7 separate regions of the Mus musculus genome follow, and all the other regions are linked to region 5. Evidence: chromatin loops called from intact Hi-C (ENCODE). Cell type or tissue: left cerebral cortex. All regions are shown on one strand. Region 1 holds the start of Pitx2 (paired-like homeodomain transcription factor 2). Region 2 overlaps Lef1 (lymphoid enhancer binding factor 1). Region 3 overlaps Pitx2 (paired-like homeodomain transcription factor 2). Region 4 overlaps Lef1 (lymphoid enhancer binding factor 1). Region 5 holds the start of Lef1 (lymphoid enhancer binding factor 1). Region 6 overlaps Pitx2 (paired-like homeodomain transcription factor 2). Region 7 has its middle 88 kb from the start of Gm36520.

Evidence for each region. Peaks named below come from ENCODE experiments on the same cell type or tissue, not always from the same donor. Only the 100,000 strongest peaks of a DNase experiment are listed, where the experiment ranks them.
Region 1: it touches region 5 in a loop (7-fold over the local background); 4 of 42 quality-filtered maps call a loop at or near these places.
Region 2: it touches region 5 in a loop (2.3-fold over the local background); 4 of 42 quality-filtered maps call a loop at or near these places.
Region 3: a loop joins it to region 5, with 8 times the contacts of the local background. A loop is called at or near these places in 8 of 42 quality-filtered maps.
Region 4: a loop joins it to region 5, with 2.0 times the contacts of the local background. A loop is called at or near these places in 5 of 42 quality-filtered maps.
Region 6: a loop joins it to region 5, with 7 times the contacts of the local background. A loop is called at or near these places in 8 of 42 quality-filtered maps.
Region 7: a loop joins it to region 5, with 1.8 times the contacts of the local background. A loop is called at or near these places in 2 of 42 quality-filtered maps.

What each region holds. Positions count from the first base shown.
Region 1 is chr3:129,196,785-129,200,784 of GRCm38, reverse strand. Pitx2 (paired-like homeodomain transcription factor 2) reads right to left here and starts at 907. Exons shown (of 5, transcript NM_011098.4): 1 at 623-907. Gm40149 (a long non-coding RNA gene) reads left to right here and starts at 1,876. Exons shown (of 4, transcript XR_867634.2): 1 at 1,876-3,530. In left cerebral cortex, no CTCF peak of the experiment used is centred here; DNase peaks (open chromatin) are centred at 421 and 2,377.
Region 2 is chr3:131,213,188-131,217,187 of GRCm38, reverse strand. The region is part of intron 11 of Lef1 (lymphoid enhancer binding factor 1); the gene reads right to left. Among named protein-coding and RNA genes, the nearest start is that of Hadh, 57 kb to the left of the region's middle. In left cerebral cortex, a CTCF peak has its summit at 2,112 (motif pointing right); a DNase peak (open chromatin) is centred at 2,093.
Region 3 is chr3:129,213,429-129,217,428 of GRCm38, reverse strand. It overlaps Pitx2 (paired-like homeodomain transcription factor 2), which reads right to left. Exons shown (of 5, transcript NM_011098.4): 4 at 1,585-1,790. Among named protein-coding and RNA genes, the nearest start is that of Pitx2, 16 kb to the right of the region's middle. In left cerebral cortex, no CTCF peak of the experiment used is centred here; DNase peaks (open chromatin) are centred at 1,562, 2,054, 3,558, 3,600 and 2 more places; H3K4me3 peaks cover 618 bases.
Region 4 is chr3:131,198,241-131,202,240 of GRCm38, reverse strand. Lef1 (lymphoid enhancer binding factor 1) reads right to left here. Exons shown (of 12, transcript NM_010703.4): 9 at 1,839-1,946. Among named protein-coding and RNA genes, the nearest start is that of Hadh, 72 kb to the left of the region's middle. In left cerebral cortex, a CTCF peak has its summit at 1,948; DNase peaks (open chromatin) are centred at 2,010, 3,029 and 3,393.
Region 5 is chr3:131,108,437-131,112,436 of GRCm38, reverse strand. It overlaps Lef1 (lymphoid enhancer binding factor 1), which reads right to left and starts at 2,140. Exons shown (of 12, transcript NM_010703.4): 1 at 759-2,140. The coding sequence starts at 965. In left cerebral cortex, a CTCF peak has its summit at 2,051; DNase peaks (open chromatin) are centred at 1,964, 2,996, 3,201, 3,318 and 7 more places; H3K4me3 peaks cover 2,189 bases; H3K27ac peaks cover 1,879 bases.
Region 6 is chr3:129,202,536-129,206,535 of GRCm38, reverse strand. Pitx2 (paired-like homeodomain transcription factor 2) reads right to left here. Exons shown (of 5, transcript NM_011098.4): 2 at 2,544-2,599; 3 at 1,959-2,096. The coding sequence starts at 2,589. Among named protein-coding and RNA genes, the nearest start is that of Pitx2, 4.7 kb to the right of the region's middle. In left cerebral cortex, a CTCF peak has its summit at 1,650; a DNase peak (open chromatin) is centred at 1,674.
Region 7 is chr3:130,938,101-130,942,100 of GRCm38, reverse strand. No RefSeq gene overlaps it. Among named protein-coding and RNA genes, the nearest start is that of Gm36520, 88 kb to the right of the region's middle. In left cerebral cortex, no CTCF peak of the experiment used is centred here; a DNase peak (open chromatin) is centred at 1,602.

The sequences.
Region 1 (4,000 bases), 1.9 Mb after region 5:
TTTCGCTGGTTTGGAATCGCATGTTTTTACTTAGTTACCAGTTGCAAAATAGTGGCCTCTCCGCATCCGTTTAAAATGCATCTCCCTCAGTACAAGATTGGAGTTGACTGATGATCAATTTAAAGGATTTATAATCCGAAGTAATTGTGCGGGTTGGCATCTAGGCCTGGCTCTCAGGTAATTCGCTTGGGCCTGAGAGGTCACTAACCGCCGGTTAAGATGGAATCTCCTTTTTTTTCCAATGGGTAATGATGGGAAGGGGCTAATCTATTCCAGTAGCTGAAACTTTGTAGCTGGCCCTTTATCTTGACTGGGCTAATCCTCAGCTGGAGGATTTCTCCCTACCCTGTTGGCATCGAAATTTCAGGGAAGATGCCTCGTTTTAACTGCCAGCCATGCCTGGCTTCCAGTCGACTTCAACGCCGGGTAGGACTGTTCTAGTGTCTGCGATTGAGGGCGAACGGAACAGGGGCTCTGTAAGATCTGTTTGCCAACTGCGCTGAATCTGGAGAAACAAGCCCGGCGAGCCACAAATCATACACGGCGGAGGTTCTCCAGAGTGGAACAAATTTCCAGACTCGCATTATCTCACAGCTCTGTGGGAGAGAGGGCCTCCACTTACCGGCTACCGGAGAGAGAACGGCTGTCTCCCCGTCCCACCGCTTCCCAGGGTGACTGCCAGGCGGCCGAGGCTCGGGCTGCACAGCCAGCGCCGTGGAGCGGGTCTGGGTGGAACTGCGGGGATCTTGAGGGTGCCAAGTTCCGAGAGGGTCCACGCGGGGGGCTGCTAAAGCTAGCGGGCGCCGGCAGTTTCTGTCTGCTGCTCTCCGGCTTTCTCTCTCGGTCTCGCACTCTCTCTCCCCTCCCTCGCTCTCATCCCTCTCTCTTCCCTCCGCTCCGACTCCGTGTGCGGAGTGTCGTGACGTCAGCAGAGATTCCACCAAACTCCAGTGCACAGTGGCGCGCGGGCGGGCGGCCGAGCCTGCTGTACGCTGGGCGATCAAGGGGCGAGCACAGCCTTGGGCCACTGCGGGGGTGGGGGAGCGTGCAGGGGCGATCGAGGGGACAGGGGACCACTAGGGCTGAGAAGTGAGGCCCAGGGGCCCAGGAGACTGCGGTCCCGGACAGAACCCAGGAGGGAGGAGCGGAGGATCAGGGGCCGGAGGCAACTACCGACCGACAGGAGCTGACCAGTGGCAGGAGCTAGCACTCAAGCTGGGGAGCAGGATGGTGGGGATGGTAGGAAAGGGACAAGGATGGAATGGACGGAGAAAAAACGGTTGTGCGTCAAACCCCTTCTAAATCTGAGTGGGAGGGCCAGAGCCTGGGGAGACAGAAACCTATTCGCGCGGAGCAAAGTCTGGGTGGCTTACGAGGAAGGGACTAGCAAAGTGGCCCATGAAATGAAACAAAGGGCAGTGTGGCTTGGTTTGATCCGGGTGAGGCTTTCGAAGTGTGGATGTGAGTGTGCGCGCGCGTGACCTCCTTTCAGGCCCGCGGAGTAGAGGAAAGCTGGTTACTGTACTGATTGTCTACAGGGGCAGTGGGAGGGAATTGAGGGATCCACAGAGGGCAGCACTGAAGGTGGGTGGATGGATGGGGTGGCAAAGAGAAGATGATGACTGGGAGAAGTTAGAAAAATAGGGTGAGCTAGCGGCAGAAGGTGGGAGAGCCACAGCCGATAGGTGTGTGTGGGGGGGATGAAAGAAGGGAGGGAAGGAGAGAGAAAGAAAGAAAGAAAAAGGGGTAAGGAAGGGAGAGAGGGAGGGAGAGAGGGAGGGAGGGAGAGAGGGAGGGGGAGGAGGAGGAGGAGGAGGAGGAGGAGGAGGAGGAGGAGGAGGAGGAGGAGGAGGAGGAGGAGGAGGAGGGAGATATTACCAGACGATGACCGGAGGGAGGCCTGAACTACAGTAAGGCAAGGGCTAGGTCACGGTGGTGTCTGAGGTCAAGACGGGTGGATCAGAGTGGAAGAGCGCAGGTAGACAGGGCCACACACCGGCCAGTGTGTCGGCATGGGATCTCTTGCTCAAGTCTGGGACTCTCAGAGTCTAGAATTTCCTCTGCTGTACCTACACTCAACAAGTTCACCCCGGGTCGCGGATATCTCATTTTTTAAAATGACGAGGTTAAGGTTCCTGACTGAGAGTGGTATTAAATTGCACCGGGATGGGGGTGGGGAAGGAGAAGGAAGTTCCCCCCCATATGAGCGAATGTTCTTGAAAGTCCAGAGTATGTAAGGCTGAAAGGGGCCTTTCCTAGTCTACAAGTGGGTCCTACTTCTAATTTCATATTTTCTGATTTCCTAATGCGTCTGTACTTTGGAAACGAACAGGATATTTTGGCAGGGTCTTGCCTTTGCGTGGAAGGGCTATAAATATGATTCGCCTGGAAGACCAGGAGTGAAGGCTTCTGCCAGACATATGGGACAAAGTTCTTTCAATCTCAAGTGCATCCCTTCAAGATATGTTTTAGGAAAATATCAGAAAATAGCTGTACCTCATGGTTTGGCGTTTTTCTCACCAATATTAAACCTTGCCTGGGAACAAAACCCAACCAGACCCGCCATTAAACTGCATTTCTCCTTGGTCCCTAATTCTCCTTGGTCCCTAATAGAAAATAAAGTCCCCTCTAAAATTCATACAGCTTTTCTTCCTAAATCAGCACACCAGTTCATGCAATTTGAGGAAGATAATGCTGACTCCTCTGAAGGATGCCCACGGGATGTATACACAAGAAAAGTTAACCCAGGGCTACCGCACACACGCCGAGTTTCCTTTGAATCTGGAGGCTGTTTGGAGTATGTTCTGTGTTTTCTTGAATGACTCCGTGGTTTCAATTCATTGGTGTTAGCAGGAAAAACAGGCAAACAAACTTGCTCAATTTGTTTTGAGTGCCAAATCCCTTCACTTTGAAATAGCTAACAGTCGACTCATTTTATGGAAAGAGTTAGCCTCTTCAGTCTCCAGGAAAACCGACGAGAGATCTGCATTTTAAGCCATCTCTAACCTTGTAAGATCCATGAAAACTCAAACTTTTTCTCCTAACTCAATGGGAAACCAAAGTAATGCCATTTAAAGGAAGAGATTCAGGAGGAAAACAGTCACGTGCTGTTTTTATTTTTATTTCCTCTTCCCCCCACCCCCTTTGAGCCTTTTGGGGGAAAAAAATCAAGCATCTCAACAAGTCCTCTCACTGAACTCTGGTCTCACCTCACCGGAATACTTCCTGAACAAGAACATTGTCATCTCTGCCCATCCATTATTATTTTGCTGGGTCGTCACCCTCTAAAATAATGGGCTATTGCCCCATCTCTCTCTTATTTTTCCCTTTGCATTTTAGAGACATTAAGAGGGGCTCCTAAAAGATCAGTCTGGCCAGGAGCTGGTGGCGTGGCTGGAGAGTCTCACAGAAATGTGGGAAGAAGCTGGAAATCAAGACCGGCTTGAGAGCAGAGGAAAAGAGAAAGGAGCAGAGTAGAGAGCCGCGCACATCTGCCCAGACAACTCTTTCCCCACTTTCAGGATTCAGAGGTTTGCAGCCAGGGCTGGGGGAAGGGGCTCCGGGAAGGGAAGCGGACGCCCACTCTCCACTCTCTGTCGTCGGGAGTCTCCCCCACCCGGCTGGGTTAACCCCCAGAATGGGCGGCTGTAGTCTCTCGGTGCTGAGCTGGGTCTTCAGCAGCGCCCAGCACCAGTGCAGCAGAAGTGAGCAGCTGGTGGGAATGCAAATGGCTCCTGGAGAAATAGAAGATCCAGAATGATTCTCATTCCCTCCTCGAGTGTGGGGAAGGAGCTGGACATACGTTTCACGCTCCTAATCCTTCTTTTACATTTTTAGTCATACTCCCATTAAACAACTAATTAATGCTCAGAATCACCAGGGAATACATTAGGCATGCATCAGGGAGGCAGGGTGCTGGGGGGTGGGTAGGGGTGGGTAACAAACCACTGAGCTGATTTAAGACGTGGATTTCAGGTCTTTTTTTTTTTTTTTTTTTTTT
Region 2 (4,000 bases), 100 kb before region 5:
CATCTTCCACTGCCCAGCCCACCGTCCTGGGAAGTGAGGGAAGGAGCTGGAAGTTCTGCTTAGTAGCTTGCTCCTCCTGACTTGTTCAGTCTGTTTCCAGGACCAACTGCCCAGGGTGGCCCCACCCACAATGGGCTGGGACCTCCCCCATCAATATCCAATTAGAAAAATGTTCCTCAGGTATGCCTCCAGGCAATCTTAAGGAAGCATTTTCTCAGTGGTGAGTCCCTTTTCTCAGATACCTCTAGCCTGTGCCAAGCTGACAAAAAAGAAAACTAACCAGGCTTCCTAGAGTGCACACAGTCCTAGGTAAGGTTTAGCCATAGTACCACACAGAAACTCTATCCATGTTTTGACAGTTAAGGGGATAGGACTTGAAGTGTCAGAAGGTGGCACTTCCATAGCTCCAGGTACCCCAGTGAGAAAAGGACTCTATTAAAATGTGTCTAAAGCAATTCCTTATTCGATATTATTTTAGTGCGTAGGTGAAATTGCAACTCAATCCATAAGTATTGGGGCTAGATATCACTTAATCACAAGGGAGGTTCAGTGAGTTCCCTGTGCATCTTCATGCCCAGTTAAATATATTAAATATTTAATTCTAGTATGTGGTGCTTTGTCCGCATGTCTGTGTGTGTGCCTGGTACCGCAGAGGCAGGAAGGGGCTCTGGATGCTCAGGGACTGGAGTTGCAGATGGCTGTGAACTTTCAGGTTGGTTCTGGGAATTGATCTCGGTCCCTGAGCCTCTGGAAGAGCAGCCATCTCCACTGGCTCCTTGGCTAGGTTCTAGTTGCAGCAGCTGACCAGTGGATCTGGCTGCTAGCTGAGTTCTTCTTTCCTGTTCTCTGGCCCAGCAGTAAGATCGCCCTCGGTTCCACTGGATGGTTACATAAGTCAAATGCAAGCTGTTTTGGTACAGTTGTCCCTTGGTATCCACAAAGGGTCCTTTGCAGTCAGACATGCAATGGCGCATATCTGCATATAACTTATGCATGCTCTTCCTGTGCTTTAAACCATCTCAGGCCCACTTCCAATGCAGAACTGGATTCAAGTGTCATGCAAAGGTTGTTTCTCTGGAATGTTTAGGGGACAGCATGACAGGAAGACACGATTGTCACACGGTCAGCCCCACTGGGCACAGGTGAGAAGGAAGATGATGCTCAAGGTTGGAGAGGCCCACTGCAGGACAGTCCCACCTGTTATCACTCTCCAAGTGAGTGCAGCGCTAAAGGTGCCAGAAACCCAAGTTTTGCTTTTTAGAACTTTCTGAAATTTGCCCTGAGAGTCATTAATCCACAGGTATTCCCTCCTACCTCCCTGCTCTGGATGCCTAGAGATCTGACCATGCCTTTCAATTATGCAAAAAGCATCCTGTCACACAAATGACTATGGTGGTTCAAACGAGCAAAGTCTTCCATAGTCTGAGCATCGAAACTCTCAGTCCCCACTTAGTGGGGCTGTTTGGGGAGGCTTAGGAGGTGTGGTATTCTTGGAGGAAGTATGTCACTGGGGGGGGGGGGGCTTCCAGAGTTCTAGATCACTTGGCCCTCAGCTTCCTGCCTCTGCCCTCTTGCTTGCCACTTTCTGCCACATATCCCTGCCATGGTGGAACCACCATCAACCCAAATAAACTCTTCTATAAGTTGCCATGGTTACAACGTTTTATTATAGCAACAGAAAGCAGCTGAGACGCTGACCAGGGGTGTTCTAGACATGGGGGCCGGCTTTGAAAACCTATCGTTCACACAGCAGCCACTATAGCCACACTGACCGTCTCTATGTCAAAACTGTGTGGCCAAGCCTGTCCCAGGGCTGGACTTCCTGAGGGACATGACAGTCAAGAGTGCTGCATCACGGATCCTCTAAGAGGTTTCCACTCATCTGTGACAGCCATTTGCAAAAGAGGAAAGTCATAGGTAGGCCATTCCTTCAGAATGGACAAGCCAGAGACGGGAGCTGTGGAAGAGAGCCCTTTCCAGGCACCAAGATCTCCGGCTTCAAGCAAAGTCTGCTGGGAATTTCAGGCAAGACAGATGCAGCTAGCAGCCCCTTGCCTAGGATCTAAACACTGCACTATGAAGGGAGGCAGGAGGCAGCCTCCGCTAGGGGGCGCCGCTGAGCACAGAGCGACTGTGTGCCTGGGAGATGCTAACTCCAGCTGGGTGGGTACTGCACAGTGACCATGACACCTGACCTCTCCAGACACTTGTTTCCCAGAGTCTTTAACTTCCGCTTCGTACCTTCTGCTTGTAACAATTCCTTGTCAGGTGCTTCCTGTGTGTGTGTGTGTCACAGATGAAAAAGGAGACATCGGGTTGCATATTTTCACTTTCTAGGTCCAGGCAAGAGTCTTCTCTGCTTTGAGACTCTAAACACGTGTTAGGATTTCTCAAGCTGCCTTGAATTTCCCTCTAATGTCACCATATCACAAAAAAAGAAAAAGAAAAAGAAAAACAGAAGTCTGTCTTTGTTTTCTAACTAAACCCCCATCCAGAGGACACCCAGAGACTTGGACACCTAGTGAGGTTGGCCTCATGTGCGCTTGTGCGTAGGATTAGGAGCAAAGATTAGGAAAAAGGCTCAAAGATGCCAGAGTGAGCCTCAAACTATATGGGAAGTAAATGCTTTTGAAAAGACTACTGAGAACGCCTGAGCACTCACTTCCCACCTTGCAGAGGACAGCTGAAGCTGGGGCTGAACGCAGGCTCCCCCCAAACCCTCTGGGCTCTGCCTTCTGGCTCCGTAGCTGGGAGGGTTCTGTGGGAGGAATCACAGGACCCAGGAGCCCTGAGCCTTTAAATGCCATCATCAAACAGAAGCCAGAAACATGGTTTTTTTTTTTTCCCCCAACATAAATCCAAAGCACTGCGCAATTAACTCCTGTAGCCTGTACAGTACTTGCAATTACTTCTCCCACACAGCTCCTGGCCCCAGGGCAGTGAAGGCTGAAGGTTCTACTTAGTGATAAACACACTCCTTCATTTAGTTAGCAAGTCTCTGAGATAAAGACTAAGTCAGAGCCAAATGGGGGTGGGGTGGGTGTGAGGGGGCTGCGTGCGCATCTGCATCTATCTTCAGGTGAACTTCTGTGCCTTTAGCCAGAGGAGTTTTCCGCTGCTAAAAGTATCTTGCTTCTACTTTTAAATTAGTTTGGGGATACTATATAATCAGAGAGACACTACATCCAAACCGTGTGTCTGGAAAATTTTGGCTCTGGGGTTTGTTATACTACACCAAACACTAATAAACTTGTTCACAGGGTTGGTTTTTAATGAATGAACTCGAGTGATCAATTTTCCCGATGTTTCACAAATTCTGATCCTATGCTCACTTTCTCACCCATCTTGACTGAACCAGGAAGAGAGAAAAGTCAGGTCTTTCATAATAATGTCTGACTACCGACAAGCGGTTGAGGTGTTGTAGGTTCCAAATCAAACCCACATCAAAGCCCTAGAAACTCCCAGGAAAATGAAGGGAGCTCCCTGCCCTTCCCCAGCCCAAGAGGCAGCACTAGGACACTGCCAGGAACCTGCTCAGATTTACCGATTTATTTGACAGACTCTTCATTTTTATCTAACATGCTAACTCACAGCACTAGTCATATTCGTTTATAGTTAGCCATCTTGAGCCTACAGCTTCTCATACTGGAAACCCCTCTGGGAAGGGGTTTCCAGTATGAGGTCTCGCTCACCAAGTAGCCCCCTCCCCAGGCACAGTCCTTACCCTGCGGGAGTCACCCTTACAGGTGGCTTGCAGGATACATCACAAGTGCCTGTGACAGACACTGGCCTTCTCGCAGACAGAAAGGAGTGGTACAGTCCCCTTCCCGAGGCCCTGGGCTCTCTCAGCTTCCTGATAAAGGACGGTGAGTCCAAAACAGGACAGGATCTGCATTTGGCTTGCACAGAAGAACCCTCAGGAATTGCTTTCACTGACCCTGTTTCCAGTCTGGACAACAGCTGATCAACAGCTGTTTCAGAGTGAATTTGCATATGGAAT
Region 3 (4,000 bases), 1.9 Mb after region 5:
CAACAGCCCAGGGCTGACAACGGTGATGTTTCACATTACACATCTCCGTCGCGCCCAGCCATCTAATCCGCTTTTTTCCCCTCTTTTCCCATTCATTCTTGATTTCCTATTCCGCCCCCCTTCCTCTTTACACCTGATTGCTATAAGAAGCAAGCCTCACGCACTTGGCTAAAAAGTAAGCGTTTGGAAGTAGGCCTTTGGAGCGCGCACCCGCTGCAGAGGAACAGGGCCGAGGAAAAGCGGGTGGGGTGGGAGGGCTCTCCCCAGGGATTTCAGTGAAAGACAAATTGTGTCTTTATTTTAATTACTTGTCATTTCTACTCCAGGCCTTCTAAACTTTGCCCAGGCGAGAAGAGTACGTGCAAGTCCCATCGTTCCCTGATGCTAAAGAAAGCTAATGAAAGACTGACCTTGCTCAAAACCACGCGGCCCCTGCACGAGCGCTGGCTCCGGGCAGTTAAACTAAAACCACTCTCCGCGGCTTCCCGGCTCCTTTATCAACCCGCATTTCCTAGCCAGCCTCAGAGCTACACTGACTGCGTCTTCCTTCTCTTTGCGTTGGGAATTCTCTTCAGTTTTAATTTTCGTCGTTGCCTGACAATTTCTTTATTTTTCTTTTTATTTTTCCTCCCCCACCTTTTCTTTCTTTCTTCTACACAGAACGTGTTTTCTAAAACAGGCGGTTCTGGAGTCTGCTGAGTCCCTCTTTCAGAATCTTAATAATCTTGAACATTCCAACCGACCGGCGTTAAACCAGGATACTGCTACTGGGTAATGTGTTTAAGCTCATTTTTTTTTCTTTTTTCTTTTTGGCCAGTCCATAAAGGGGCAGATTTGCTACAAAGTAAAGGTAAGCTGTCTTTATAAATCTATGACTATAATTAAGCAAGGGGTGTGAGCACAGCCTTCACTGAGCTGAACTTTCTTGAGAAGATAAATAAACCAAATTGAAACGTCTTTCTTCTCCTTTTTTTCGAAAAGCGCTAACAGAATAGTCGTTACTTCCAGATTTACAAAACTAGGTAATAGACTGTGAGAGAAATCTGAATGGCTGAAAAACCCGCCCCGGTAAAGACCAGCGAGCAACTCTTGCTAGTCAAGGGAGAAAAGGCTGGGCCGGGCTAGGCGCGAAGGTTCTCCAGTGAAGCCAAGCCTTGCGTGTTTCTGGAGGGTTTTCTTGTTCTAGGAGCACAGGTTGGAGCCTGTTCACAGCTCCTGGCGGGGAGGGATTTTATTGGCGCTTGTCTGGCGACGGTAAGCCGGGAACACAATGCCCTTTGCTGAGGAATGCCCGCGCAGCTTAGCTTGGGAGGGCGCCGGATGGGCCGGCAGAGAGCCGCTGAGGTTGTAGGCGCCTGCGCCAGGCGGCAGCTCTGCCTGGGAACCGGGAGCAGTAACCTCGGGCACACTCGCTCCCTGGAGGCCTTCGGCCCTTTCTTCTTCTAAAGCGACTTCCCACCCACGTCCTTAAGGGGTGACCCTGCCTTCCACCCACCACTCCTACCGCCACCCATGATCTGCAGGCTCTGATTCTTGGCAAGGCCTCGGCCCCCTCGTTTTCCCAGATTGGGTGCTGGCTCCTACCCGGACTCGGGCTTCCGTAAGGTTGGTCCACACGGCGATTTCTTCGCGAGTGGACATGTCTGGGTAGCGGTTTCTCTGGAAAGTGGCTTCCAGCTCCTGCAGCTGCTGGCTAGTGAAATGAGTCCTCTGCCGGCGTTGCCGCTTCTTCTTGGACGGGTCCTCGGCGCCCACATCCTCATTCTTTCCTTGCTGGCCCTTATCTTTCTCTGAAAAAGCAAAGCAGAAAGAAACACATAGTTTCGGGTCAGACTCCCATCTACAACCTCTCTACCGGACCGGGTGGCAGAGGCGGCAAAGAGCCCGGCTGCTGGCCGGGGAAAGGTCTGTGCTCGGCACCTCCGTTCCTTAGGGAGCGCTGTGTCTGGGGGTGAGCGGTGAAAGTGTGGGTGTGTGCGCCCCATTTCTTCCCCTCCCCCAGCGCCGCACGTTTTATTTACACGTTTATCTCACTGAGGCGGTACATTCATTTTTTTATAGCCTTTGCTCAAAAGTATACACCGTTGAGAAGAAACACATCCTTTTAAGACACGAACATGCGCGTGTTTTACAGACACCCCCACCCCACCCCAAACCTCAGATTTCCATGAGGCTTTGGAGGACTAGGAAAGTAGATGTTAGGATAGAGTTAGGAACGCAAGTCCTCCAGCTCCTCGCGGGGTGGGGAGATTTGCTTCGTTGCCAGGGGCCTTTCTAAGTAATTTTAGAAATACTTTTTAAAGGCGTGAGGCTCCCCGGGTGGTAAAAGCTAACAAGAGGAGGGGGGCAGAGTTGGGGCGGCCTCTGAACGCCCTTGAATAGAAATGCCGAGGCATCCGTGACCCAAGAAACTGAAGGAAGACCAAGGTAGACTCGGCGGCGTGGGAGGGAACCAAGTCGGCAGGGGACTGAATGGAAGGGACGGGGTCACCAGAATCCAGAATCCCGGAAGTTCTCCCTTGAGTTAACAGAACGACCACTCCGACCACGCCTTCCCTAGGAGGGGGCGACTTCCTCGAGGGTCGAGCGGGCCGGGAGGCGCCAGGGGGCTGCGCTCAAGTGTCCGAGGGGCAGCGCGGCGCCTTACCTGCGACTTCAGGGCTGGAAGTATCGGAGATTGTATGCACCTCCAGTCTATGTTTGGAGGAGTCCAAGGAGCGGGGCTGGCCAGGAGCTAGGACCGAAGCCATGGCTAACGCCTGGGGATGGTGACAGAAGGGTGAGGAGGCGGCCGACAGCTTAGTCCCGGCTGCTCGGTGCTCCAAGGGCAGCGGGCCTTTCATGCAGTTCATGGACGAGGGAGTGCGGAGCCCTATGAGTCCAGGGCTACCGCCAGTGGAGCCCCGGTGGCCGCCGGTTCTCGGTAGCGCTCTAGGCGCCAAGTGTCCCCGTGTTAGCCGAGACTTGAAAGAGCCAGGGAACGCAAACTGCCGAATCCTCCAGCCCTGTCTCCTCTAGCTTCAGACTCCAGCCAAAAAGAGTTCGGCAGCCGAAAGGCAGGGGGGCCAACGCAGACGTGGGGACGTGGGCAGGAGGGAACCGCTGCGAGCCTCTTTAGGGAGCCGACTTCCACGATCCAAAGCGAAACAAGAATGGGCAAAGACCCTTTTCTTGCCTCCCTCCCTCCCCTTGATACCCCTCCAATAAGGACAGCTACGAGAGCGCTTTGCCCGCCCCCCGCGCTGCAGCCCTGACAGCGAAGTGTCAAGAGTGACAGGGACAGGTAGCTGATATTAGATTCCCCGAGGCGGCTGCAGCCGCCACGGCCACGGCCACAGCCACGGCGCGGGCCTCCGAGCACACCCTCCGCGGCTCGCACGCACACCCCCTCGGGCAGTCGAGCTGGAGCCAGACCCTGCCGCAGCTCAGTTCCAGACACCCCAGCGAGAGACCGGCAAGATCTGCGGCTCCGCGCTTCCCTGTTGGCCTAACATCTTAAAACCAGAGGCGGGCTTCCTGGTGGCAAGACGTCACTCTGCGGCGGCCCTCCCCAGCTCTCCCCGCCTCCGCCTCCTCCCAGACCCTTCTTCGGGTCGGAGTGACGTGGCTCCACACCAATCACGAGGCCCCGAGCCGCGGCAGAGGGATGGTTCTGTCTGCACCTATCAGCAGTGCGAGGCCCAACTAATTCCTTGCTGTGCCCACCCGGTCTACACAGGCGCGCTCCTGGGAATTCTGCTCCTGCCCAGCCAAAGGCTATTCGGCTTTTGGTTAGGACTATAAGGTGGGGGAGAGGAGACTTGGAATCAGAGGGTTAGGGTAAAGAAGCAAGAAAGTCTAAGACTGAGAGGTATAGGTTTAGCCAGCAAGCACCCCCTCTCTTCCTTTTGTGTCTCACTACATCCATTTCTAGACCAGCCCCCCCCCCCCCCAACTTCCACACCCCAGGTCAGGACAGAAAGGCGATGTGCTACCTAAAGCTAAAGTTAAAAACATCAGC
Region 4 (4,000 bases), 90 kb before region 5:
ATGCTGGACAGTAAAGTGGCATTTCCAGGGGAGTATACTCTAGTGTAGAGTATATATTGTATAGAGGAGGAAACAATGTTTAACCCATTCTCAGAAAGATGCCTATGTGTCCAAATGCTGTAATGGCTGTTATGGGCCATGTGACCTCAGACACAAATTGTCATTGTCTCTGTAGGAACTGAAGCTCCTACAGCAAAGGCCATCAATAAACTGTGCACTGGTTCATGGTTTCACATGTGCTGTTGAAGGGACAATTGCTCTAAATCAAGATGGGCCTGAGTGATATTCCTGCGTCTAGTCTCCTATGAGACCAATGTCTCCCCTTCACACTTCCACATTGAAATCATAACACCTCCAGCCACCACCACCCCCCCGAGTGTACTGGAATAAGGTGGAACCTTTGGGAGGTGGGACCCTATGAATAAGGCTTGTCCTTGGTTGGGTAAGCACAGCCTGGTGGGAACACAGCCAACCTGTTGGGTGCCCTTGGTTTCAGATAGCTCAACCTCTAGAAGAGCGAGCAGTAAGTTTTTGCTGTCATAAGGCACCTGTTGTAGCTGTCTCAGAATGATTTTCAAATTATTCTATTAAGAATCTAAACGATCAAAATTGTCACTTTATATAAAAATGACAGAGTTTTAGATATGCCATTCTTGTTTTTGTTTTCCCCCCACCCCGAGACAGGGTTTCTCTGTGTAGTCTTGGCTGTCCTGGAACTCACTTTGTAGACCAGGCTGGCCTCGAACTCAGAAATCCTCCTGCCTCTGCCTCCCGAGTTCTGGGATTAAAGGCATGCGCCACCACGCCCGGTTTTAGATATGCCATTCTTAATATAGAGTTAAAGACAATGCCAGATATTCAAGCTCTCCAGTAAGAGAGCGGGCAACATAAGCAAGAGAGTTCTTGACGATAAGACTAGTATATCCTAGAACATGACAATCCCTACTCTGTTTTCAGTCGAAGAAGAACATAGAATGTGAGATTAAAAAACAAAAACAAAACAAAACAAAACAAAAAAACCCCAAGTAGTCCTAAAACTGTTTCAAAACAGTCACCAAGACATGGGGCAAGATTTCTAAAGCATTTGTCACTTGGAAACAAACCTGACAACATGTACCAAGAACTTTAAATTGCTTTATTTTCTTAACATCCTGGTACTATAAATCTATCCTGCAGAAATGATGGTACCAGCGAAAACCCTTTATTCTGCACAGAAATATTCAATGCAGGGTGGATTATGTGTTTCTGAAGGGGAGGAAAAAAAAACCCAAAAATCTAAAATCAGGAGAAACCGAGAAACTGAGACAGACATTCACTTAGTAGAATAGGGTCCTAAATATCACTTCAGAGGAAAAAAAAATACATTTTCAGAGAATAGGAAACAGGTGATAAAGACATGTATATACAAGCACACACATGCACTTATATTTTACCTATATATGAAACTAAAGACACACAGAAAACAAAGAGGTGGCAAGATTAGTGGTGATTATTTAATAATTAATCTTGCTTTTACATTGTAAATTATAGGTTTTTTTAAAAGATCTTTTTCCTAGTATTTTAATATTTATGTTTTGAACTTTAAAAGAGTTTCGTTTTACAGAGAAAACTCACAGCCACAAAGTAAAAAAAAAAAAAAAGCTTAAAGTTTTCAGAATGCAATGTACTCATGACATCTTTATTACACAGTTCGTTAATTCCCCAAAACAAGAGACAGTACAGACACGTGCATCCTCCAAAGATCCCCTCTGAGACGGACGGGGAGCAGGGAGGGGGTGGGGTGAGGACAGGGAGCAAGGGGGTGGGGAGGTAAAGCCAGGGATAAAGAGGACTCTTACATAATTGTCTCGCGCTGACCAGCCTGGATAAAGCTGCATGTGTAGCTGTCTCTCTTTCCGTGCTAGTTCATAGTATTTGGCCTGCTCTTCCCGGGAGAGGGCGTGCCACTGAAACGGAAAAGGAAACGGGGAGAGAGAACAGGTAAGCGAGGCGGCAGCAAGGCACCTCACGCTTCACACTCCAAGAATGGATGGGTTTACTGGAAGCAGTTAAAGGATGGCTGCCGGCTAACGGGGAGCGCCCTGGTGCTGCAGACACCAGGCAGTCTGGAGGCTGGGGTGAAACTTACATTTTGGTTTCTCTGCCTCGTGGTCCTGTATCACGTGCAACGCATCAAAGCAGTCAGAGTACAAAGACCTGTCACCCACCCTTCCTTTTTGCCAGTATAAACAGGAAAAAAAACCCAAAGTCTTCTCACAGGTGACCCCTGATATCCAGTGTTCTACTTTGGTTGCCTGGAGTTTTACACGGATAACTGAGGCCAAACAACACTTATTTATGCAAAATGTGTTCATTTCCAGATTCCTTTTAGGACAATCATGCCTCCTTCTCACCCAGACTCTCTCCAGACCCTGTCACGTGAACTCTGGAACCCGAATCTTGTAACCCAAACAGGTATGACATCAGAAGCCAGCCCATCTCCTCACACTTAGACACACGTCCACACGTACAGAATACTGATAACACTCTGACTGTGGTGAGCTTCCGGCCAGTAGGGAACAAGAAGCAACATCTTAATTTGTTTGTCAAGAAACTGGGGTTTCTGATAGAGGACACATAGCTGCGGGACATTCTTCGAGTCCCTTCTCTCGCCTTTTTTTTTTTTTTAAGATTTATTTATTTATTATATGTAAGTACATTGTAGCTGTCTTCAGACACTCCAGAAGAGGGAGTCAGATCTCGTTATGGATGGTTGTGAGCCACCATGTGGTTGCTGGGATTTGAACTCTGGACCTTCGGAAGAGCTGTCGGGTGCTCTTACCCACTGAGCCATCTCACCAGCCCTTCTCTCCCCTTTTTAATGTAACCACCAAGTAACAAAATTGTTATTCTGGGGGCAAGGCATCCATTTGGGAATTTGAGGACTTTATATCTTATGTTGGTTTTTTTTTTTTTTTTAATTTTGCAAATATATGTAAAACATTTGCCTGGGTCTCCAGCAGATGGTTTCCTAGTATTTTCCCCAAATCTCCATGGAGATGTGGGCGCTGCCTAACTGGGAGGTGACCACACTCACTAAGATGATGTAGCTGCAGGAGTAAGAAGAATCCTTCCCCCCAAAACGTCTCTCAGGTAGCTGGGAGCCTCTGCCTTCTGCTGTCTGTACCAAGCTGTCCCACTCACTGATTCCAATTCCCAATTCCAGTGCCTCCCCTCGCCCACCCCACTCCACCACCACCACCACCCCCTATCACCAATGACGTAAAAAAGGAAAAGGAAAGAAAAAGAGGGGTGTGGGTGCTTGAGGAGAGGGCGGAAGGGGAAAGCTGCTGAGAGAACAAGCTCCCGCCAGTGTGGCTTTGGACGTGAGGATCTGGCTCAGCATCTTTTCTGCAGGAAACAGGGATGCCCGTTGCTCTGGCAAATCTGACAGGAGAAGCAGGGAGCCACCTCACAGGACTCCTGGCATCTTCCTGCCAAGCCAGCAGAGCCCACTGGCCAGGCAGCCACGCCCACATGTTTTGAAATCCCCTTAAACCCAGCCTCTGGGCTGGATCAGGAGCCATGTTTGTTTGGAATTGTATTAGAAGTGCACAGGGTAAAGTCAACGCTCAGGACACACGGGTGCCTTGATGTGAGCAGAAAGGCAAGGCAGGTGATACACTTTAAAAAATGGTTTTATGGGGCTGGTGAGATGGCTCAGTGGTTAAAAGCACCCGACTGCTCTTCTGAAGGTCCAGAGTTCGAATCCCAGCAACCACATGGTGGCTCACAACCATCCATAACGAAATCTGACTCCCTCTTCTGGAGTGTCTGATGATATCTACAGTGTACTTACATATAATAAATAAATACATCTTTAAAAAATGGTTTTATTATATTTATTTATTTATTTAATGTGTGTGTGTGTGTGTGTGTGTGTGTGTGTGTGTGTGTGTAGGCACATATACCACAGCACACATATGGCAGTTTAAAGACAATTTATGTGAACTGTTTTCTT
Region 5 (4,000 bases):
CCCGGAGATCTGATAAAGCGCGTCCCTCCTCCCTAGCCGCCGCCCGGCTTCCGCCGAGGGCTCGCCTTTCTTCTGCAGAGATCCAGGGCCTGATCCCAACCCAGCCTAACCCCAAATAAACGCTTTTCTTTCCACTTTAAACGCCGGGGTTGCGGGCGGAAGGACTGCGGTATCGGTGCCGTTGGCTGGCTCGGATCGGCTCGCCCACGGCTCCCGGCAGCAGCCTCTCCTGCTGTGGGGACCCGGCCCCGCAACGCCCCCGCAGTTAGGGCGCGCGCCCCGGCTCCACGGCGGTTGGGACGGCCCCTTCTGCGAGGCCCACGCCCGCCTCTCCTTCCTCCCGCCTGGGGCTTCGCTCCTTGGAGCCCTCGGTGGTTTAACGCACTTCTGTGCACTGTACCGAGAGAGCTAGCGGATGCACTTTGTTTTCCACCCCATGATAGACTTCACAGTTGTGTTTAGACATCCCTGTTTTAATGCACCGCGTCCCTCAGAGCCACCGAAACGTCGGAGGACGAAACCGGTCCGGTATAGGCCAGCGTTTCCTGCCCATTTGCCACCGTTTAGCCATAGAAACACTTGGGATAAATTTCCCTGCCCGCTGCTCACACACGTGCGCACCATGGACTAGGGGCCGTTATTCCCCACCCAGCCCGCGAGGGACCAGGGCTCAATGGCCACCGTGGTCGCGCACCCTGCTTGCTTCCCCTCCGCTTCCCCGGGACCCGCCACGCCTCTCCGGACAGCTGCCCACTCACCTCATGCCCGTTGCTGGCTGGGATGATTTCGGACTCGTTAACCAAAGATGACTTGATGTCGGCTAAGTCGCCCTCCTCTTCGGGATGACTGATCTCGGCGAAGATCTTCTCCTTCTGGGGATCGCCTTCGTCCTTGAAGGGGATCATCTCATCGGTGGCGCAGAGTTCCGGGTCCCCCCCGCCGCCTCCTCCGGAAAGTTGGGGCATCCCGGCGGCTGTGTAATCTCCGCTCCGCTGCGGGAGCACTCCGAGACAGCAAGAAGGGAGGGTCGATGTGAGGTGGGGGAGTTGGAAGACTGAGTGCGGGAGGACTGTGAATGGAAGCCGGGTGGGCAAGCGAGGGGCCCACGGCTGGAGCAGCTGCAGGAGCCTCTGCGATTGCCGCGCTTTCCCACTTAGAAGGACGCCGGCGCCCGGCCCTGGGGCGAAGGGCACCAGACTGCGAGGGCGGCAGCCGCCGGCGCCTCTGAGAGCGTCTACGCCGCTCCGCGTGCACTAGGCTAGGCTGCCAGGGCTGGGTGGCCACCCCACGCCGCACTCGTTGCTGGGGTCTGTGCTTCGAGGACACCGGTTCCGGAGGGGACACGACTTGCCAAAGTGCAAACGAGGGTCCCGTGGTGCGTCACCGTGCAAAACCTCTCCACGGATTCCTCGGATGCTGATTTCGGTGATTTGGGGTTTTGTTTTGTTTTGTTTTTGAGAAGAGGAGAGCTGGGCCAAGAGGCTCCCTTTGCCCCAGCGGAGGTACGAGAAGAATCAGAAAATACCGAAAAGTCCACTTCCTTCAGAGTAAACAATAAAGAGCCACCGGGCTGCAGACGTCCGCGTTAGAGCTTCTTTCCTTCCCTTTCGCTTCGGTTTTCCTTCTGGAGGAGCATTTAATCTGCTGGAGGGGGAGGGGCGGAGGAGGAGGGGAGAAAAAGAGAAGTTTGCCAAGAATAAAGTTTGTGATGATGAGCGCTGGGAATCGGCGGTGGCTGGCACGGCGGAGTCTTGGGGAGTCACAGCAGGAGCTTCGGGCCCAAATGTTCCAGCCCGCAGCTCGGGCCGATACACACACTTACACACACACACACACACACACACACACACACACACTCGAGCCCGATCCCTCTTTGTTCCCGGCTCGAGTTTCTGCCTGGCTCGCCTCTCTCCCCGCCTCCCCTCGGTCAAAGCAAAGAGCTGCCGGTGGCCCCTCGGCTCCTCCGGGCAGACCGGCCGGGGAACACCCGGAGCGTAGCCGCTTGCAAGGCTCCGGGAATGTCCGAATGCCAGGGCCCACGAAAGCGCAGCCCGGTCCCTCCGGTGCGCGCTGCCCCGCAGGTGAGCGGTTGCGCCTTCCCACCGCTTCTCCTCGCCGCGCCTAGCCGGCGCTGCAAAGCTATTCACTTGCGTCGCTTCTCCTCCCCCGCCCCTCCCCCGCCTCCTGCTCTCCTTGGCTGCCTGCTGGAGGGGTGGGGAGGAGGGAGTCTGTTAGGAGGAGGAGGAGATCCAGGTTCTCTCCCCCCCCCCCCAGCCCTAGTTCATTTCCTAGCACCCAAAGGACGAGTCATACTTGGGGGGGGGGGGCGCCGTGGGGGTGCGTATGTGTTTGCGCCCGCCTGTTCATGCCTGGGGGGGGGGGGACGACACCATACAACCTGAAGATAGACTGGGTGCTGTGTGTAACCCAACCCCAAAGAACAGTGTGGCCCACGTGAAAATTGACGAGAAACTACGGGAATGGCTTAACTTCATCATCTGAGCATCTCTTCTTCTCTTGCCGACCCCACCCCACCCCGCCCCCGGCGCCTCACTTCTAGTCCTTTGCCAGTCTTTCTTCAACCTCCTTCCCGCCGCCCACTCTAGCCCCCTCACTCAGGCAAGGGGAGGAAGATGAAAGAGAAAGCCGCTGGCGCTGTGGTCGACACCACATTGATAGATGCTCTGACAGAGGGAATAAGGCGAGAATTAGGGACTAGGGGAAGGAAAAGGAGAAAATGTAACACATTGCTCACCTAACCAGAGAGAAGAGATTCAGCAAAGGCAAACAGAAGAGTTGTGACTCTACTAACCGTGAATCACACACACTTCGGAGACAAGGGCACACCACCCTAGCGAAAATAAAATCTCCAGGCTTACCAGGGGGGAAGGATCAGTAAGAAGGGTGTGGATGAAGACTGAGCCTTAAATATCGCTTCTACGCTATCACATTCATTGTGCCTTTATCACCGAATGAACGTGGGTTTTTGGAGATTCTCGACTCAGCGTGTAGAGACCTCGTAGAAAAAGGAAAATACATCCCAAAAGGAGGGAGAAGAACAACCTAGGAGAGGCAGGCAGCACTGGGCAGTTGCTGACATCCTGGAGACTCCGCTGAAAGGGACCTTTAAAGGATGGATGTAAATACGAATCAAACCTCAAAAATTCTCCGGTTCCCACTGTCTCCTTGGTGCATTTTGGACAGGACTTTTAAGGGCGACGCTTTGTGAAAGTCACTGTGTAAGTGGGGCTTAAGTTTGGAAACACATTGTCTTTTAGCTCTCAACCCCTCCCCTCAAGTCAAATATTCAGGCAAAATCATTAGACCAGTGAGGCAGCCATCTGTAGAACCTGGGAGCAGTAAACAGGAAGAATTGTATCTCCATCTTACTTAAATGGAAAATAAGACTCCAACGAATCGTGTGTTGGTTTCATTACATAAGAACGCTTAGGACAAGAGCTCTCTTTTAAAGGTGAAAGTGTGGGCTATTGGGCATTGTAGACTTTAACAGTTCTTTAAGTCAGCATTTAAAACTTTGCTTACTGATAACTACCAGTTTGGGAGCTGGCTAGGAGGTGGATATATATATATATATATATATATATATATATATATATATATGTTTGAAATATATGTATAGTTTGGTTTGCTGCATAGGACGTGGTTGGTCATATGTAATCTGATAGATTTAGGTACAACAAGGGGCTGGTGAAAGAAGTCAGAATAACAAAAACTTTTCTTTAAAAATTAAATAATTGTCAAGACTATACCTTACAAAAGCCAAAAATGGCATTTTTCCTTCAGGGTACCAGGGAGAATAAAAGGAAGGTTGGGAATAAATCCATTTTTAGAGTGAATCTATGCAGCCTCCAGTGTGATAGGGTGAAGAGCAAAGGGACATAGTTTCAGACGTTTACAGCTCCTGCTAACATAAATTTAACAAAGTCAGAATTCCTCCTCTGAGTGAGCCAATTTGACTGAGCACAAGAACCCTTGGAAG
Region 6 (4,000 bases), 1.9 Mb after region 5:
ATTATTATTATTATTATTGTTATCATCATCGTCATCATCATCATCATCGTCATCATCATCATTTTGATTTATCAGTACACACACACACACACACACACACACACACACACACACACCACAAACCAGCTAAAACCCAAGGTTTTCAGTATCTTGTCCCACTACATGCCTTTTTAAAATGAATGCTATTAAACACATTTGGACAGCTTTTTAAAACTTAAGTCCAAAAGATAGAAAAACAGACATTTTTGGCAATATAGGGGGAGAACCTTTCATACACTCTTTAAAATAATCCGTCCTTCAAGTAAACGCCACAATTCTTCATATTCATATTCATATTCATATTCGCTCTCTCTCTCTCCCCACCATTTTCTTTTTCCTTTCTTTCTCCTATTATTAAAAGCGAATGCCAGGACACTTGACAGCGGGGACTAAACTCTGTAGGCTCTCAGACACATCCTGCCTACCTACAAGGACATCATCCCACTGCAGACTCCTTGACGGGGTCTGCGTCTATTAGCCCCAAAGCAGGCCACCTAGCCTCAGAAACAATTCTTTGGGTCAACGAAATCAGGGTTAGAGGTGGGGTCGAGTTCTAGGGTCACAAGCCACAGGATGTAACTTGCCCTCCGCTGGGCGGCGGCTGCCCCCCCACCCCCACCCCTGGGCCTAGGCCGGGCTTGCACAAAGCCTTCTCCCTGGGATTCATCGCTACTCTTGATTTTTAACCATATCCCAAACATTCTCCGGTCTAATAATTTATTTTTACGACCGATTATCAAACAGAAGAAGAATTTAACACAATCTTAATGACAGAAATCAACCGACATTATCTCTGCATTGCCCCCATTTAACCCCTTGGGGTTAATCCCGGACAAGTGAGCATTTAACTGACCCAGCAGGAGGACTCAGGATGGGAAAGCTGCAGGTTGCTTTAAGCGTTTTTGATTCAACAAATGCTGCTTTCTGCTCAGATACCCGCAGAAAGTCTTTTTTTCCTTAGTAATACTTTTTATTTACTTGACTGCAGTTCCAAATTACCCCCTCTGGCAATATTATATTTGTGTAGGGGTTGGGGTCGAGGGCTGTGGGGAGTTTTATCTCCTCACACAATCAAAGGTCAACAACCTCCTAAGGTCCGGCACTTACTTATTTTGAAGCTGGGAAAACCCGGAGACTAGAAAAAAATATGTAAATTAGAATTCTACACCTATTCCAAATGAAGGCCCCTCCATCTCTTATACACACACATACATTATCTAAGGATGAGTTTGTATTTCTCCAGGGCCTTTGCTGTGCGTGAGAGACATTTTCACCTTTTGCACAAGCCTATGGACTGGTCTAGGGTGAAATCAAACAACGAAGAAACTACATTATTCAAGCCCAAGGCCTAACAGCTAACACAGCAGCAGGGGCTCTTCAACAGGAGCACCCAATCGCTGCGGCCCTCATGTGCTGTGCATCGTTCTGTCTCCTGCTCTTTAGGGCTGTGGTCCAAACCCAGACCCTTCAAAGCGAGCCTTCAGCACGACTTTCCAGCGTTCGCCTGGCGCGATAAACTGCACCCAGCCGCCTGGGCGAGGCTTGGCTGTGAGCTTCAGGGACCGGGTGGGCCCTGATGGTGCAACGTGCAGTGGGACCAGGAGAGCGACAGAGGTCGCTGTTGGACCACTTTGCACACCAGAAGCAGCGGCCGTAGTAGGCTGGGGCGTGCGCAGGGGATCAGACCACAGGGAGAGAGAAAAGGGAGAGGTGTTGGGTCTCAGGAGTGCAGTATAATTTGTGGAAAGGAATTAAAGTCCCTGGGACGGCTGCTTCGCGCTCTACCCAGAGGCCAATAGTCTAAGTTCTGCAGCAGGGGACACCGGCTTTGGCAGCTTCGCCCGCCCGTGCTTCACCGGCAGCCCGGAGTCCCGGAGGCAGGAGCCCGGCGCGCGGCCTGCGCTTCCCTCCCCCCTTACCATTGGCGCCGGGGTGCTGCCGCGGGAACAGCTTGCTGCTGGCCGACTCTTTCCGGCTCTTGGGAGAGTCCGTGAACTCGACCTTTTTGATTTCGGAGTCTTTGGAGAAGAGACATTCAACGGCTGCCGGCTGCACGCCTGGGCCGTTAGTGCGCCCGCCCCACGTGCGGTGGCAGCGGATGCCAAAGGGCGGAGGGAAGGAGCCCCGGACCAGGGTTAGGGGGCGAGGCGGGACGGAGGGGGAAGAGGGACAGAGAGCAAAGAGCCCGTTAGAGGAAGGACAGACCACACTCCCAGCCCTCCGGCCCCTTGGCAACCCAGTGAGGGCAGTGATCTGTCCCTGGGCCACCCGACGGGAAGCTTAGAGGAGTGTCAGAGCAGTCCTTGCTAGTTCGCCTGAGCCCAAACCTCCCCGAAAGGGCAAGGCCACGGCTGTACTAGTTTGATTTCCTTTTCGCCTAACCCCCCCCTGGAGAAAGTTCCAGTTGCTGGGGGCCTCGCTGTCGAGCCGGAGCCTTCTCCTCTCTCTCAAGACGCAGCCTGACTCCCTTCTAGGGACCCGGGCAGGAGAAGTGAGCTTCTTACCTAATTGCACGCAGGCCGACACTAGTTTGCGACAATTGGTCTCCATTCCCGGTTATCTGCAAAACAGAAGAGAAGTGGGACTTTGAGAAGTGGCAGCTGTAGGGAGTTGGAGGCTCAAAGGCAGCTAGCTACTTGCGCGGAGGTCAGGATCGACTCTAGGTGTGAAGTGTGCTGCTAGGTGCTGGGGGATTCAGGCACGCCTCTCGGGCCGGAGAGCCCCACGGAGTCCAGCAACGTCTTCCGGGCTCTAAATCCAGGACTCCCACCGAGATGTTTACCTGGAGGAATTAAGTCCCCAGTTGAAGGGGAAAGGGCCCAGAGGTTAGGAGGCCAGTGAACCCACAAGCTTCTGGAGAAGCTGCGGGGACTACGTTCAAGGGCGCCTAGGCCGAGGAGCCACCTTAAGCTGATACACGATTTGGGGGTGGAGAGAATGGACTTCTCTTTGGAAAGATCGCCATTCAATACGGTGTCAGTCAATTTGAGCTCAGCAAACATTTGCAGAAGGCCAGAAACAGCATGCCGGGTCGCACAAAGCAACTTTCCCTCCGCTTTTCTGTTATTCTGAAAGGGAGGGAACTCTCGGCCAAGGGTGCTCCAGGAGCGAGCTGAGTTAGGGCCGCTCATCCACCAGGAGCCGCGTTTCCATATTTAGCCATACTTTTCCCTGGAGATACTCATCCAGCCATTTATTTACCCTAAAGTATGATTTAAGATCGTAGAGCCGAGTTACACGACGGGCTGGAGCGAGACAGGAGACCCGGGCAAGCGTTTCTGGAGGGGCCGCCAAGCCCAAACAGCACCGAGGAGGCTGCTCCTCCAGTTTCGGCCTTTGCCGTCCCAGGCAAGCTAGATCCTTTTCAAATTTCCAACCGCAACTCAGACAGCCAAGCTTTTGACGCGGCCCCTTTTCTTTGCCACAGGCAAACCGGGAGAGGTGGGTGGCGGAGGGCTAGATGGAATGGTTGCTTTCAAGACAAGAAAGGGAAGAAGGGATTCTCAGGCCCCCTGAATCTTGGCTCCTGACTCTTGCTAACAGGGTATGCCTGCGATCGGAGGATCCTTTTCTCTTAGAGACCAGGGCTGGAGGTGAGAGCGGGCATTGCCAGGCCAGTGGGCCGAGTTTTGGCCTCAGGAGCATTTTCACGCGCTCCTCAGTCTCTTCTGGAGCAATCCAAGCTCCAGGGGACTCTGGCCAAGGTCGTGCTGCCTGGAGGAGGGGCCGCCTGGTGTGGTGGCCTGGGGATCCAAGACTGGGGAGCCACAAGCAGGTCCCCCCTCCCCCAGCTAATGAGACCCGGGTAGGGATTCTGCCGATCCTTGTGGACCCGTGGGCCCAGAAGTAGCAGTTTGGCGGCTCCAGATTTAGCGATTCTGCAGTAAAATCACAGGATTAGTGTCTGATTGAGATGTCTGTTCGGGAGATATTACAAAATTCATTATCACAGCTTTCTACT
Region 7 (4,000 bases), 170 kb after region 5:
TGCCCCAGAAGCTTGCTTGAAATTGTGGAGAGAGGATGCACGGGAAAGTACTTTGCCATTGAAAAGCCCTCTTCAGATGGCCTGTGTTCTTAGAGAACCTACTGGTTTGCTTGATTCCATAGGAACTGTCTGGGCTGTTGAAGGTGACTGCTTAAGTGATTATATGTTGTATGTGTGTGCACATATGGTGTGTGTGTGTGTGTGTGTGTGTGTGCGTGCTCGCATGCACGTGCGTGTGCGTGCACACGTTTGCATGCACACATGCATGTGTGCTCAAATCAACCATGATGCCCAAGAAGTGGGCATACTTCTTATGTTAGGCTAAACAGTCGCCACAAGCGAATATGCTAAGGTGTAAGAAGCAGGAGCTCTCTGTGGAGCCCAAGGTGCGTGCTTGTGAGCAGTAAGTGGCTTTACCCCGAGTCTGTCTAGCTGTGTGCCCAGAAACAAACGGTTAGAGGTTTGCACTAAGTATCTACAGTCTTTGCCATCATAGTAGCATGGTACCTGCTTTTGTCCAATGGGTGTGAGGATGTATTTTATGAACTCTATAAGCATGTCCCCAAAACCAAAAATCCACATAAGCAAATCACATTGAGAAATATGTGAGGAATAATGCCAACTCCTCTTCTACATAAAGAGAGTACAAAAGCCCTTGAGAATTCCCCTGGAGAGAATGAAGTTGCCTGCCCCCAGCTTGTGGTTTACAATGGCTCTAAACGAGGCTGGCTAAGGAAATGGCCTCTAGGAATGAGAGATTGCCAGGAAGGCAACAGACACGATCTTGGCTTTCAGTTTTATGGAACCATTCTTCTCACTTGGCTATGTGTTCTCTCAGCATCTACCTCTCTGTGTTCATTGCCTTTCCTTCCCATGAGCTCTGGCCACTGAAGTCTCTACGGAAAGGAAAAACAAGAGACAAATCCCATGACATTCCTCATTCATCATAAAGATACCAGATGACAATGGTTTCTGGGAATATCAACAATCGAGAATTAGAACTTACAGCTCTGCCCAAGAAAAAGGAAATGGTGAGAGTTTTTATTTTATCTTTTTAAACTATCTGCTTTAATTTTCAAGTCTGCTGGATAAACCTCCTACTTTTAGAATACTTAACACCTGGCACCCCGAGTGGAAAAGAAGACAAAAGCTACAACTTGTAGGAAGAAGGAAGGGGGAACTCACAGAGAGGCCAACCTGACATCCATACGTGTGAGCTCGTTTGTTTTGGTGACATAATATCATGTTGGTTGCTGGCAAACACAGTTCTGGGGTACCCGCAGTAACAACAATGCTGGTTACCAGACATGCAGAAGTTATAAATGACAACAGAGACTATCATATGCCTTTCTCATGACAAAAATGTTTTTTAGAACATGCCTTGAAGGCTCTGGTTTCAGCTCTGTATGTCAAGGAGTGATTGGGTCAAGCAGGTGACCCTGTGCTTTCTTAGGTTGAGGCACCTTCAGCAGCTGCCCGAGGTTCTGGCTCAGTGTAAGGCAATCTCTGGCCTGGGTGTTGAAACAGAAGTTTGGGGAAGCCCCAGAGGAGGAGAAAGGACCAGGCTTGTCCTGAACTGCAGCCAACATTCAGTTGTTGCTGGCACTGGCCTCCCCTGGCTGGTTGTGCTTGAAGACCATTTGGCTCTGTGGGCTGAGATGGATTCAACTCCGCAATATAATTGCTGACCCCTGGCTGAGCACGGAGATGAAAAGATGTCCAGAGCATCTGTCTCCAGATACTACACCCAAGAAGCCGAGGAGAGCTGTTGCTAGTGGTGGCTTTAAGCATTGCCACTGGGCTTTCCCCAGATTCAAGAAAGATGCAGTTCTTTCTGGATGTGCATAACCGGAAAGCTAAACATCTCTGTTTGAAAAGTTGAGAATCAAAGGTTCTGGCCTTGACCGAAGGCCCCTCTGATTGACATCCTGGACTTATTGATTATGTTGATATAGTGGCTCTGTTAGGAGGATGTCTAAACCCACCAACCTGTGTATTTTGCTTTTGTGTGTTCAGTTGACACCAGCCAGGGATCCACCCTCTCCACTTTTTGAAGGATCTGTAGGATGACTGGCCCCCTCCTTAGCCCTTTTCCTCCTACAGATGTGACCAATGGTTCAGCTTTCCCCCTTTGCACATAATGTGGGAGACTGAACTCAGACCCTCTTCCTTGTGGAACAAGCACTTTATTGACTGAACATCTCCCAGTCTTTAGTATTTTATTTATTTATTTATTTTCATTTCATATGCATTGGTGTTTTGCCTACATGTATGTCTCTCTATCTGTGTAGGAGTATCAGATCCTCTGGAACTGGAGTTACAGACAGCTGTGTGCTGCCATGTGGGTGCAGGGAATGGAACTCTGGTCCTCTGGAAGAGCAGCCAGTGCTCTTAATTGCTAAACCATTTCTTCAGCCCCAGCCTTTAGTATTCATAACTGTCAGTGAATATCATAGAAATTAAGCTCTCCCAAAGCCAGGCAGTGCACTCCTTAGTCCCAGCACTCAGGAAGCAGAGCCAGGTAGATCTCTGTGAGTTTGAGGTCAACTTGGTCTATATAGTGAGCTCCAAGCCAGCCAGAGCTGTAAGAAACTCTGTCTTGAAACAACAACAGAGGAAGAAGAAGAAGAAGAAGAAGAAGAAGAAGAAGAAGAAGAAGAAGAAGAAGAAGAAGAAGAAGAAGAAGAAGAAGAAGAAGAAGAAGAAGAAGAAGAAGAAGAGGAGGAAGAGGAGGAAGAGGAGGAGGGGGAGGAGGAGGAGGAGGAGGAGAGAGGGAGGAAGAGGAGGAGGAGGAGGAGAGAGGGAGGAAGAGGAGGAGGAGGAAAGGAAGGAAGGAAGGAAGGAAGGAAGGAAGAAAGAAAGAAAGAAAGAAAGAAAGAAAGAAAGAAAGAAAGAAAGAAAGAAAGAAAGAAAGAAAGAATTGAAGCTTTCCCTGTAGTGTTTCTGATCATGAACACGGAGTGATTTGGGGGTTCACTGGTCGGCCATTCGAGCCTAATGGTTGAGCTCTAGCTCAGTGAGAAACCCTGTCTTTAAAAATAAGGTGATGAGCAATGAAGAAAGACAGACACTCAAGGCATGTGCACCCGCACACCTACACATACAATGAAAACAATGCAGCATTTGAAAACCAAATTTTAGAGTTGTTTCTGCTTCTAAAACTTTTTAAAGATTTATTTCATCTTATGTATGTTTTTGTTTTGCCCACATATGTGTGTGTGTGCCATACACATGCCTGGTGCCAGTGAGACCATGTGGAAGCTGGGGATGGAGCCTGGATCCTTGGCAGCTGGGGGTGGAGCCTGGATCCTCTGCCCTCTCGGTAAGATAAGTGTTCTGAACTGGCGAGCCAGCTCTGCAACCACAGACTTTCTAACACTTCATGTCCCATGAGGAGAAACCATGTTGGGGGAGGTTCAGGCCTGCTTCTTTTTCTCCTGCTGTTGACCTTTTTGGTCATTTTGATATTTTTACCTTAGGTCAACTGGTATGGGGATGGATTTGGGGGCATTCTGGGTAGAGATGTTTTGCCACATAGAAACAAAGCAGGTGAAAATAGAGGTAAGGGGGAAAGATTGTGAGCTGATGGTTCAAGAAAAATGTTTATATTTCTGGCTTCATCAATTCTTCAAGGATCAGACTTGTCACCAAGCTTGTCTTGTTTGCCAGGAGCACAGTGAAGCCATTTTCCAGCACAGGCAGACACACAGCAGGATGGCCGCCTATGGCTACCTCTGCTGTCAAAACCACTCCGTCTCTTCTTCTCTCTTCTCTTCTCTTCTCTTCTCTTCTCTCCCTCCCCTCCCCTCCCCTCCCCTCCCTCCCCTCCCCTCCCCTCCCCTCCCTCCCTCCCCTCCCCTCCCTCCCTCCTCTCCCCTCCCCTCCCCTCCCCCCTCCCCCCTTCCCTCCTCCCCTCCTCCCCTGAATAATATCCACTTCTATTATTTGGTGTATTTCCTAGCAGATTTTTGTTCTGTAATTTTGTATCAAAATATATGAA